Regions from separate parts of the Homo sapiens genome. Here region 1 is linked to region 2. Evidence: read pairs that join two places in POLR2A ChIA-PET (ENCODE). Cell type or tissue: OCI-LY7. All regions are shown on one strand. Links, peaks and the distances in the headings refer to the core of each region. The heading gives the core; the rest is flanking DNA. Region 1 overlaps SENP8 (SUMO peptidase family member, NEDD8 specific). Region 2 overlaps MYO9A (myosin IXA).

Region 1 (5,385 bases), core at 134-5,133, 75 kb after region 2:
CAAGGCCCAGGCAACCCATCTCCTTTGAAACTGATCAATACCGGACTATAGAAACTTACTGCTCAAATCCAGCTAGTACCCAAAGTATGTACTTTTTAAATGTATTCTAAAAAATTGAATTTGGGGTTTAGGTATTACTGATCCAAATGAGTCCTATAAAATTAACTTCCAGAACTAGGTTCTCAGAGAGGCCACCATTACCACCTTCTTCAACATAACTAGCCTATATTGACTTTCTGTCCATCAAATAATTGGAGGCCATTTGGGTGGTGATAGGAAGAATTAAGTTTATGCAGAACTTGAGGTTCAGCTATCTGACACCTTTTGCGGGAGGAGGAGGAGTGGGTCTATCTGAAATCAGAAATAATACTTTTATGAGGCTTTTTAATAATTTTTATTACTTACAGAAAATTTCTGAAAGTTCCTTTCTCTGGCTCCCAATTAAATGGCTTACTCCACAATCAACTTATAAAAGCACTGGATCATTGTCTTGATCCCAAAAAATTTGTCCCAACTATAGTTACTATTTTGAGCATCTGTATTATTGTTTGAAAACCTTAGGCTTGCTTTCCCTGATGGCCAATGAATAAAACTCTCAAAGTCGTGTGATTCATTACTCATTAATTCATTAGATATTTATTGAACCTCTACTATGTGCCAGGCACATTTTTGAAACCCACTAATGAGCAATTTGTAATGACAATTTACCTCTTAACTATCTATGAAAAAAATAACTTGCCAGGATTTGAAATCCTTAGAACAAATGAGATTAAAAGATCATAGCTTTTTTGTGTTCTTTCAAATAGTGTGTTTGCATAGAGCTGCCATGTGCTGACCACAGTGATTATCTGTGAAATGAGGTAAATCATGGCTTTAACCACTCCTTATCAGACTTTGTTACCACATGTACTAAAATAAAGTTCTGTCTACACCTTTATAAAATATTATCTTACACAGACGTCTTATTAATTCTAATGGCCTCTCCACACCTGACCCTCACTCCTAGTCATTTCAAAGTTTGCAATTGTGTAAAGTCATTTCTCAGAAAATTTGAAGCAAAACAAAGTCACCACAAGAAAAACTTGGTATACACCAGGTTTATATTGAGGACAAAAACTGTGACACAATTACAAATGGAACTTTTTTTTTTTTTTTTGTGATGGAGTTTTGCTCTTGTTCCCCAGGCTGGAGTGCAGTGGCGTGCTCTTGGCTCACCACAACCGCCACCTCCTGGGTTCAAGCAATTCTCCTGCCTCAGCCTCCCGAGTAGCTAGGATTACAGTTGTACACTACCACGCCTGGCTAATTTTGTATTTTTAGTAGAGACAGGGTTTCTCCATGTTGGTCAGGCTGATCTAGAACGCCCGACCTCAGGTGATCCACCCGCCTTGGCCTCCCAAAGTGCTGGGATTACAGGCATGAGCCACCGCACCCAGCCTACAAATGGAACTCTTGAGGTAGAAATGGTAGACCAGGAATAAAATTATTTTCATGGTCAATGACACCTTAGCCATTGATAGCTGTGCCTAGTTACAGAGCAATAAATGGAGAGCCTTGGTGTTAGATGAAATCCTAAAAAGTCACCTGTTTTATCTCCTTGGCCCCAGACAGAATAAAGTGGAATTTATAGCAGTAGAGTTACCAAGCATCATCATCACACCAAGTAGGTTTTGTACTTTGAGAGCTGAATTCCTCTCTGAAATATTGATGTTACAGGAATGTTGTTTAAATTCATAGCTCATTTATAAAATTGAGAATATTTCTTACATTTATAACTGTGTTGTGTTTTCCTGAGTTTTTCAAGATATGTTTCACTTCTGTACTTTGCTCACTCAGGAAAAATATTTATTTATTAAAACTCTAGCTTGTCAGGCACTGAAGTTAGAAGGATGAGTAAAATCTAATCTGTGTACTCAAGAGGGTTATATAATAAATCTTGATGGTCATTCTTACATGCCACATTATACAGATCTCCAGATGGCTTAGGCTTAGTTTTAAAAGGAAACGTTTTAATTGGGGGGAAATTGAAACCCCAAAAAAAAGCCATGAACTTCCTTCCTGGAAATATTTTTGCCATAAAAAGCATATTTGGTCTTGGATGTGATTCTTTTTGTGAAAGTGCAAGTTGAATCAGACATTAGAAGTTGGACATAATCTTCTAATTTTAGTAAACATCAAATTATTTTTAAATATTTGTGTTTGAACATTTATGGAAAAGAGATTAGATTTACCTGTTTTATCCAGAGGACAGAAGTAAGACTCAGAAGTTGAAAAAATGGAAATATTTTATGTCATTATAAGAGTGGGAACTGGTACATCTTTTATTCCTCTTCAATATGGAAATCACTGTATTTACTAATTATGTGTTCATTATTAAAAAAGGGGGAAAAATTAAAGCACAATATCAAAAGGTAGAAGGAAAAAGGCAAAAAAGTATTAATCCTATTTCTTAAAATGATATTTACACTTGATGGATATCGTTCTTGATTATTTTTCTGTATATTTTTATCATATACAGATGTTTATATCAAAGCATATTATGAACATTTTTCTTTTAATAAATTTGTATTGACAATATTATATTTAATGGCTGAAAACTATTCCATCGTGTGGAAACCCTGTTGTTTAATTTACCAGTCCTTTTTTGAACTCCAGATTGTTTCCAGTTTTTCTGTTACAAATACTGCCATGGTGAATATCTTGTTGAATTTTTGCACACATTGTTAATGTCTCCCTTAAGTTAAATTTCTTAAAGTATAATACCTACATATATAAATTTCTTAAGAATTCCAATATAATGGCAAATTACCCTTGAAAAAGCTTGCATGTATGACAGTCCTATCAAAATGGGGCATCATTTACTCATTTCCCATAATCTCTCAGCAATGCTAATTATTATTAGTTTTCTTCACCTTTGCTAACTTGACAGGTAAAAAAATGAAATTTTATTTTAACTTACATTTATTTGATTACTACTCTGATGTCCAGTGTCTTTTCATGTGTTTATTGACTAGTCATGTAAGTGTATTAACTAATATTTTCTAACAATTTTTTTTTTACTTTTTAACATTTAAATTTGTATTCTATCTAAAATATAATTTGATGTAAGGTATGAGGTAAAACTCTTTACTTTTTTAATCAAATAATTAACAAGTTGTGCCAATGCTACTTATTAAAAAATCCAGCAAGCATATCCCATACTTCAATATACAGATAATAAAGTACTGATAGATATTCCTCCAAAAAAAAGAAAGACTATTTCGTGGTTAAATAAGTTTGGGAAAAGATCATACGAAAAAAAGTTAAAATTTTTTATCGCCAAACTCTCGTTAGCCTCTAGTGTGTGTGTGTGCATTAGGAGTTAGCATTTCCTAATTTAATTAACCATGTAATCTTTTTTCTTTTTTATTTATTTATTTATTTTATTTATTTATTTTTTTGAGATGGAGTCTCACTCTGTCGCCCAGGCTGTAGTGCAGTGGGGTGATCTCGGCTCACTGCAACCTCTGCCTCCCAGGTTCAAGCAATTCTCCTGCCTCTACCTCCCAAGTAACTGAGATTACAAGTATGCACTACCATATCCAACTTGTTTTGTATTTTCAGTAGAGATGGGGTTTTGCCATATTGGCCAGGCGGGTCTCAAGCTCCTGACCTCAGGTGATCTGCCTGCCTTAGCCTCCCAAAGTGCTGGGATTACAGGTGTGAGCTATTTTTTTTAACCATGTAATCTCACTTCATAGGTATTTCAGGAAATACCTATGAAAGCCTGTGGAACTGAGCTGTCCAGTATACTAGCACTAGCCACATGTGGCTATTTAAATTTTAGTTAATTAAAATTACTCAGTTCTTCAGTCACACTGACCATATTTCAAGAACTCAATAGCCACAAGGGGCTAGTGGCTACTGTATTGAACATTTTGCAGATAAAAGAAAATTTCCGGGCCAGGCACAGTGGCTGATGCCTGTAATCCCAGCACGCTGAGAGGCCGAGGTGGGTGGATCACAAGGTCAGGAATTCAAGACCAGCCTGGCCAAGCTGGTGAAACCCTGTCTCTACTAAAAAACTACAAAAAATTAGCCAGGCACAGTGGCAGTTGCCTGTAATCCCAGCTACTCGGGAGGCTGAAGCAGGAGAATCGCTTGAACCCAGGCAGCAGAGGTTGCAGTGAGCCGAGATTGCGCCACTACACTCCAGCCGGGGCGACGGAGTGAGACTCCATCTCAAAAAATAGGAAAATTTCCGTCACAAGAAGTGCTATTGGACAGCACTGCTATGGGAACATAATGTTCAGTGGAACACGTGAACACGCTGAAAACACTGGAATAATCCATAATTTCTCCTGATTTGTCAGGCAAACATGATTACTACTACACTATGAGAACAGACTCTCTCATTGATTTGTAAAGACTCCATCATCATATTTAAAATTTCTAATCTACATATGATTTTTTTATGCTATTGATTTATCTACTTCTGCTCCAATACCACACCCCTAGTTTTAAGTCAAGGTTCTGCACCTTTCTCTTTCAGAGCAGAAATGAAGAATTCTTGCATGGAGTAGGAAATTAGATTAGAAGTGATAGTAAAGGCGCTTTCACTTCCCAGACTCTAAATGTAAACATTTCTCTGCCGAACTTGATTTATATTATGTTGAGCTGTATACTCAATTACTTATTCATTTATTCTACAATTATTTATTGAGTACCTGCCTGGTAAGCACTGTTTTAGGTCCTGGGGTTAAAATGGCAAACAAGGCAGACAAGGCCCCTCGTCGTCTTATTTTCATAGAGCTTACATTCTTGTTTTGGAGAGGGAAAGAGAAGAGGCAGGGGGAGGAAAAAAGAATATGAACCAATAAACAAATAAATTAAAAAACTATCACATAGTAATCAGTGCTATTCAAGGAATTGAAATTAGAGTGATAGTAACTGGTGGCCTCTTTGTTTTGGCTGCCCTGAGACCTCTGTGACTTAGTGGCATTTAAACTAAGATCTGTCCAAAGAAGAAGCTAATTACTAGAAGGTCCAGGCAGAGCTAGTACCACCCTCAGGAGGGAAAAAGCTTGGTGTATTTGAGGAGTAAAAAGAAAGTCTTTGTGGCTGGGTCTTAGTGGGCAAGCAGGGAAATAATAGGAGATAAGGTTGGAGAAATAGCTGAAGCCACATTTTCATGTAGGGTTTTGTAAACTAGGGTAGGGAATTTTCATTTTTTTCTGAGTATGATAGCTACTAGAGACTCCTAAGCAGGGAACAGACCTGGCCTAATTTAAATTTTTAAACAATTATTTTGATGGAGAATTTATTGGCACAGTCAGTAGTGGAAATAGGAGACCTGTTAGGCTAGGTCAAGAAAGAAATGGTGATAGATTTGACTAAGGTGATAGT
Region 2 (5,385 bases), core at 125-5,124:
ACCTGTTTCTTATCTTCATTAGTTAGTTATATGCCCCCAAAAAACTACTCTCATGTGTCATCAATATTTACCTTATTTATTTCATCCTTTAACATATAAGGATGATGTGCTATTAAAAAAATAATAAGAAGAAATACTTTCAGTTACTTCCTTTTTTTTTTTTTTTTTTTTTGAGACAGGGTCTTGTTCTGTCACCCAGGCTAGAGTACAGCGGCATGATCTTGGCTCACTGCACCCTCCATCACCCGGGCTCAGGTGATCCTCTCACCTCAACCTGGCTGGGACTACAGGTGTGCGCCACCTTGCCTGGCTAATTTTTGTATTTTTAGTAGAGATGGGGTTTCACCATGTTGCCCAGGGTACTATCTATCCTCTCATACTACTACATATTTGTCAAAGTCTTCTAATCAAGAAACTATTTTTTCCTGTTTGCCTAGATGGTCTTTCAAACACAGAGATTAATACAAAACATATAAAAAAAACCCAGCCATATAGGCCAGGAGTGGTGGCTCATATCTGTAATCTCAACACTTTGGGAAGCCAAGGCGGGCGGATCACCTGAGGTCAGGAGTTCGAGATCAGCCTGGCCAACATGGTGAAACCCTGTCTGTACTAAAAATACAAAATTAGCCAGGCATGGTGGCACGTCCCTGTAATCCCAGCTACTCAGGGGCCTGAGGCAGGAGAATCACTTGAACCCGGGAGGCAGAGGTTACAGTGAGCTGAGGTCGCACCCCTACACTCCAGCCTGGGTGACAGAATGAGACTGTCTCAAAAAAAAAAAAAATTAAAAAAGAAATAAACTAGTGAGGAAAGGACAAACTATTCACTGTGGTACTGGTTCAATTGCTAATCTGAGTTGGAGTGAAGAAAATTAACAGTCCTATCTCATAGCATACTGAAAATAGATTCCATCTATGGATCTGTACCTATCAATCTGTTCTGGGCTCTATAGTCTGTTCCATAGGTCTATTTTTCCACCCCTGAACCTCTGTTAATTACTACAGTCCTATAATAAATTTTGGTATCTGAAGGGCACATTACCTTAATGTGTTGTTCTTTACAAATTTTACCTTGGCTATTTACACTACCATAAAAATGTTTAAGTTTGCATGTTTACTATCGTGAAAAAAAACCTTTTCAGATTTTAATACTGCATTGACTTTACAGATTAATATTGGACAGAACTGACATCTAATTGACTCTTCTCATTCATGAACACCATGCTGTTGGCTTTTAAAAATTACAACTATATTTTTCACTTCTAAAGTTTTTGTCATTTTCAAATCCACCTCATCTTTTTTCCGCCGATTTACATTTCAAAATTATTTATACTTAAGGGCTATTACTCCTTTTCTTTTTGAAAACCCTCAGTATGTAATTTAATATTTTTCAGACTAACACTGAAATGTCATCCAGACGGAACTGCTCTTATGGTTATTTCATATCTTCCTTAGCATGAGATGAGTTCATATATTTGAGAATTTAGCTTTACAAGTGCACTTTTGATGGAACTTCTTTTGTTTTTCATACAAACACTTACTGAGAACATGTTTACTACTTTTTTAAGAGAACTACAGTATCATAAATATATTTTTAAAAATTAAAAATTTTGGTATTAAATGATCAATTGATATTCAAATTTCCAAATTTCCTCAGTTATCTCATAAATATTTTTCTTACAGATAGTCTAGCTGGAGATTCTGCTCTGCAATAACAGTGAGGATATACTCTGAGTTACCAGGTTCCTAGTTGTATAGCTATGTTTGCTTTCCTGAATCCCTAAGTGTTTGCTTCATATACGCTATGGCATCTGGCAGCAGTCAGCAGCAAATCTTCTTACAGCCAGGGAGGCTGTGACCTGTACCACTCCAGGAGATGTACTAAGTTAAGGGGTCCCCAACCTCTGGGCCATGGACCAGTGCCAGTCCATGGCCTGTCAGAAACTGGGCCGCACAGCAGAAGATGAGCAGCAGGCAAGTAAGCATTACTGCCTGGGCTCTGCCTCCTGTCAGATCGTCAGCAGCATGAGATTGTCATAGAAGCATTAAGCACTATTGTGAACTGCATATGCAAGGGATCTAAACTGCATGCTCCTTATGAGAATCTAACTAATGCCAGAGAATCTAACTAATCATCTAATACCTGATGATCTGAGGCAGAATAGTTTCATCCCAAAACCATCCCCTACTACCCCATCTGTGGAAAAATTTTCATCTATGAAACCAGTCCCTGGTGCCAAAAAGGTTAAAGACCACTGTACTAAGTAACTACAATCTAATCCCTAAAGTTGTATAATATGGCAGCCCTGGAAGTAAACTTAGAAACATCTTTTTTAACAGGAGTCCTATCTTGGACCACTGTTTCCAACAATAAGCCCAACTCTAATTACACTTCCCCATTACTTCAAAGCAGCCAAAATCACACCTGCTCCTTCCTGAAACAGAAGTGTTTACCTTTTTTGAGTCCTAGTTTTGTCAGTTTGGTTTTATCTTTGTTATTTTATCAATTACTGCTTTGTGGGTTTTTTTGTTTTGTTTTTTTTTTTACAAAAAGGAGGGTTTGTCTCAAAATACCACTCAGAAATCCATCTTGATCACAAGCCAGTCCTTACTAAACAGCTTGGAAAATCTGTACTTGCAAATCCGAGACATGAGCTTTCATCAAAATCATCTGGGGAGCTTTTTCAAAACGTACATTACCAGCCGGGTGCGGTGGCTCACACCTGTAATCCCAGCACTTTGGGAGGCCGAGGCGGATAGATCACGAGGTCAGGAGATCAGGACCATCCTGGCTAACATGGTGAAACCCCATCTCTACTGAAAATACAAAAATTAGCCAGGCATGGTGGTGGGCACCTGCAGCCCCAGCTACTCCGGAGGCTGAGGCAGGAGAATGGCGTGGACCCTGGAGGCAGAGCTTGCAGTGAGCCAAGATCATGCCACTGCACTCCAGCCTGGGTGACAGAGCAAGACTCCGTCTCTAAATAAATAAATAAATAAATAAACAAACAAACAAACAAAATTTTTTTTTAAATGTACATTACCAGGCTCAACAATAGTTATGAGTTGAGGAAATGCAGGTAATTCTGTTATTGCTGGTCCAGAAAATAGTATTTGAAAATCACCATATTCCCAAATATTTGGGAACTCACTTTCTACTCCCTTACCACTCTTCCCACATAGCAAGCTACTTGACAATGCTCCGGAGAAGTCACAAAATTCCACAGAGTTGGTAATCCAAAGGTCTTTCCTCATTCTTCATTTTAACACACCACACTATGGCATGACTAAAGCAGCCAATTTCTAGTTCTTGAAAGTGTACTCACATAGTTATTTTTCTTGTAGTCTTCCTGATAGTCTTGCTCTTTTTCTGACTCACTCCTACAGCTCCTTTTCCATTAACTCACTTTATTTTGTTGTTGTTTTGTTTTGTTTTTGTATTTGTTTTTGTTTTATAGAGCCAGGGTCTGTCTCTGTCATGCAGGCTGGAGTACAATGGCACAATCATGGCTCACTGCAGCCTCAACCTTCTGGACTCAAGTGATCCTCCTGCCTCAGTCTCCCGAGTAGCTGGGACTGTAAGTGCATGCCACCGATGGCAGCAGCGGCCCATCTATAGCGGCCACTGCCATGATACCAGCTGCAGTGGGGGAGGTGCAGCCAGGACTGCGTGCTCCATGGAGGCAGCAGAAGCCAGGAACAGGTGGGAACCCTGCCACCTTCTGAGTTGACAGGGCAGGAGTTTCGTGCTCCCTAGGTGCAGCTGCGGCCACCTGCCCAGGTGGGCTGCAGACCCAGGCATCACTGTGCTCTTGGGGGATGGGAGCAGGCAGGAGCCCCACCCTCCCAGGCACAGCTGCAGCCGCCCAAGCTGCAGCTGCAGACCCAGGCATGTCTGCACTCTCAGAGGCCCAGGAAGGCCCCCCGCCCAGTCCCTGCAGGCTCAGAGGTGTTTGCTCCCACTGCCTGGCCTCTCCTCACTCCCAGCACCCACTCCAATCTCAGAGAAAGGTTGGGTCCGAGACTGGGCACTGTCACAGCCTGGCCAAGTGTGCACACGCTCCAGATAGCACTGATACACCAGCCCCCTGCCACCTTGGCCCCCTCTAAACTTTGGGTGCCTACAAACACTAGAGGGAGGCTGAGGGGGTACTGAGGGCAGCTCAGTACCTGTAGGCACCCCCTGTCACAAACAGCCTGGGCACCATGAACAGCAGGAGGAGGCAGGCAGGCTCCTGGGCAAAAGGAGGCAGGTCCCTGGTGAAACCCCACCTTCAAGCCAGGGAAGGCCTGAAGCCTGGGGACCAGGCTTTCCATTGGCACCCGATGACCAGAGTGGGAACTTGTGGTGCTTTCTCCAGGCTCACCCATGGTTGTCAATGAACCAATCAGTACACACACCCTCCCTGCTGAGACCTATAAAAGCCTGAACTCAGCCAGACTTGGGGAGACAACCACCTGCCAGTTGCAGAGAAAAGGTGCCCACCCCAGGGTCTCCTCTCTGCCGGGAGTTGAGAAGATGATGGGACAACCAGCTGCAGGGAGAAGCTACCCACCCCAGGGTCTCCTCTGCTGAAAGCTGAAGAGATATCCAACTACCAGCTGCAGTGAGGAGCTACCCACTCCACGGTCTCCACTCTGCTGACAGCTGAACACTCATCAGGACACCCGAACACTCATCAGGACACCCTGGCTGCAGAGAGGAGCTACCCACTGCGAGTCTCCTCTGAGCTATTCTATCACTCGATAAAGCTCCCCTTCACCTTGCTCACCTTCCACTTGTCCGTGTACCTCGTTCTTCCTGGGTACAGAACAAGAACTCAGGACCTGCCGAATGGCAGGACTAAAAGAGCTATAACACAAACAGGGCTGAAATACGCCCCTTGTTCGTCCCATTGTAGGCAACAGAAGGAGAGAAGAGAGAAGGAGAAAAGAGCTAAGGCCCTTCATGGAGTCCAGACCTGGGGGCTCCCCAAGCCAGGGCTCTGACACCCTCTTTGGGGCTCTACGGTTCCTGGCATCTTCAAGCTTCCGAGCACCACTGCATTCCCCAGTGCCAGCCATGGAAGCTGCTTGAGGTATGCCTGATCCACAGCCTTGCAAGGAAGCCAGCGCCTATGCCAGCACCCGGAGCTGCCTGCCCCGCTGCAGCCAGCATGCTCGGTTGTGTAGAGTGGCCAAACTCCTCACTCACTCACACACCCTCCTTTGGTAGGTGTGGGATCCAGGCTGGTAGTGCAAGCCAAACACAGCCTGCCATTCAGAGTGATCAGAATAAGCCCAGCAGGCCCAAGAAAAACTCAGGCAGAGGCGCCAGTGGCCACAGACGTTTCCAGCCTGAAAAGTATCACCCCAAGAAGTATCACCCCATAGCAAGATGGAA

Evidence for each region. ChIA-PET counts read pairs that join two places held together with the same protein. Peaks named below come from ENCODE experiments on the same cell type or tissue, not always from the same donor. Only the 100,000 strongest peaks of a DNase experiment are listed, where the experiment ranks them.
Region 1: POLR2A ChIA-PET joins it to region 2 with 21 read pairs; 6 of 35 experiments call an interaction of 5 or more read pairs at or near these places.

What each region holds. Positions count from the first base shown.
Region 1 is chr15:72,122,402-72,127,786 of GRCh38, forward strand. The region is part of intron 1 of SENP8 (SUMO peptidase family member, NEDD8 specific); the gene reads left to right. Among named protein-coding and RNA genes, the nearest start is that of SENP8, 6.7 kb to the left of the region's middle. In OCI-LY7, for the core only: no CTCF peak of the experiment used is centred there; no DNase peak of the experiment used is centred there.
Region 2 is chr15:72,047,624-72,053,008 of GRCh38, forward strand. All of the region lies in intron 1 of MYO9A (myosin IXA), which reads right to left. Among named protein-coding and RNA genes, the nearest start is that of MYO9A-AS1, 57 kb to the left of the region's middle. In OCI-LY7, for the core only: no CTCF peak of the experiment used is centred there; DNase peaks (open chromatin) are centred at 2,028, 2,428 and 3,828; H3K4me3 peaks cover 934 bases; H3K27ac peaks cover 2,219 bases.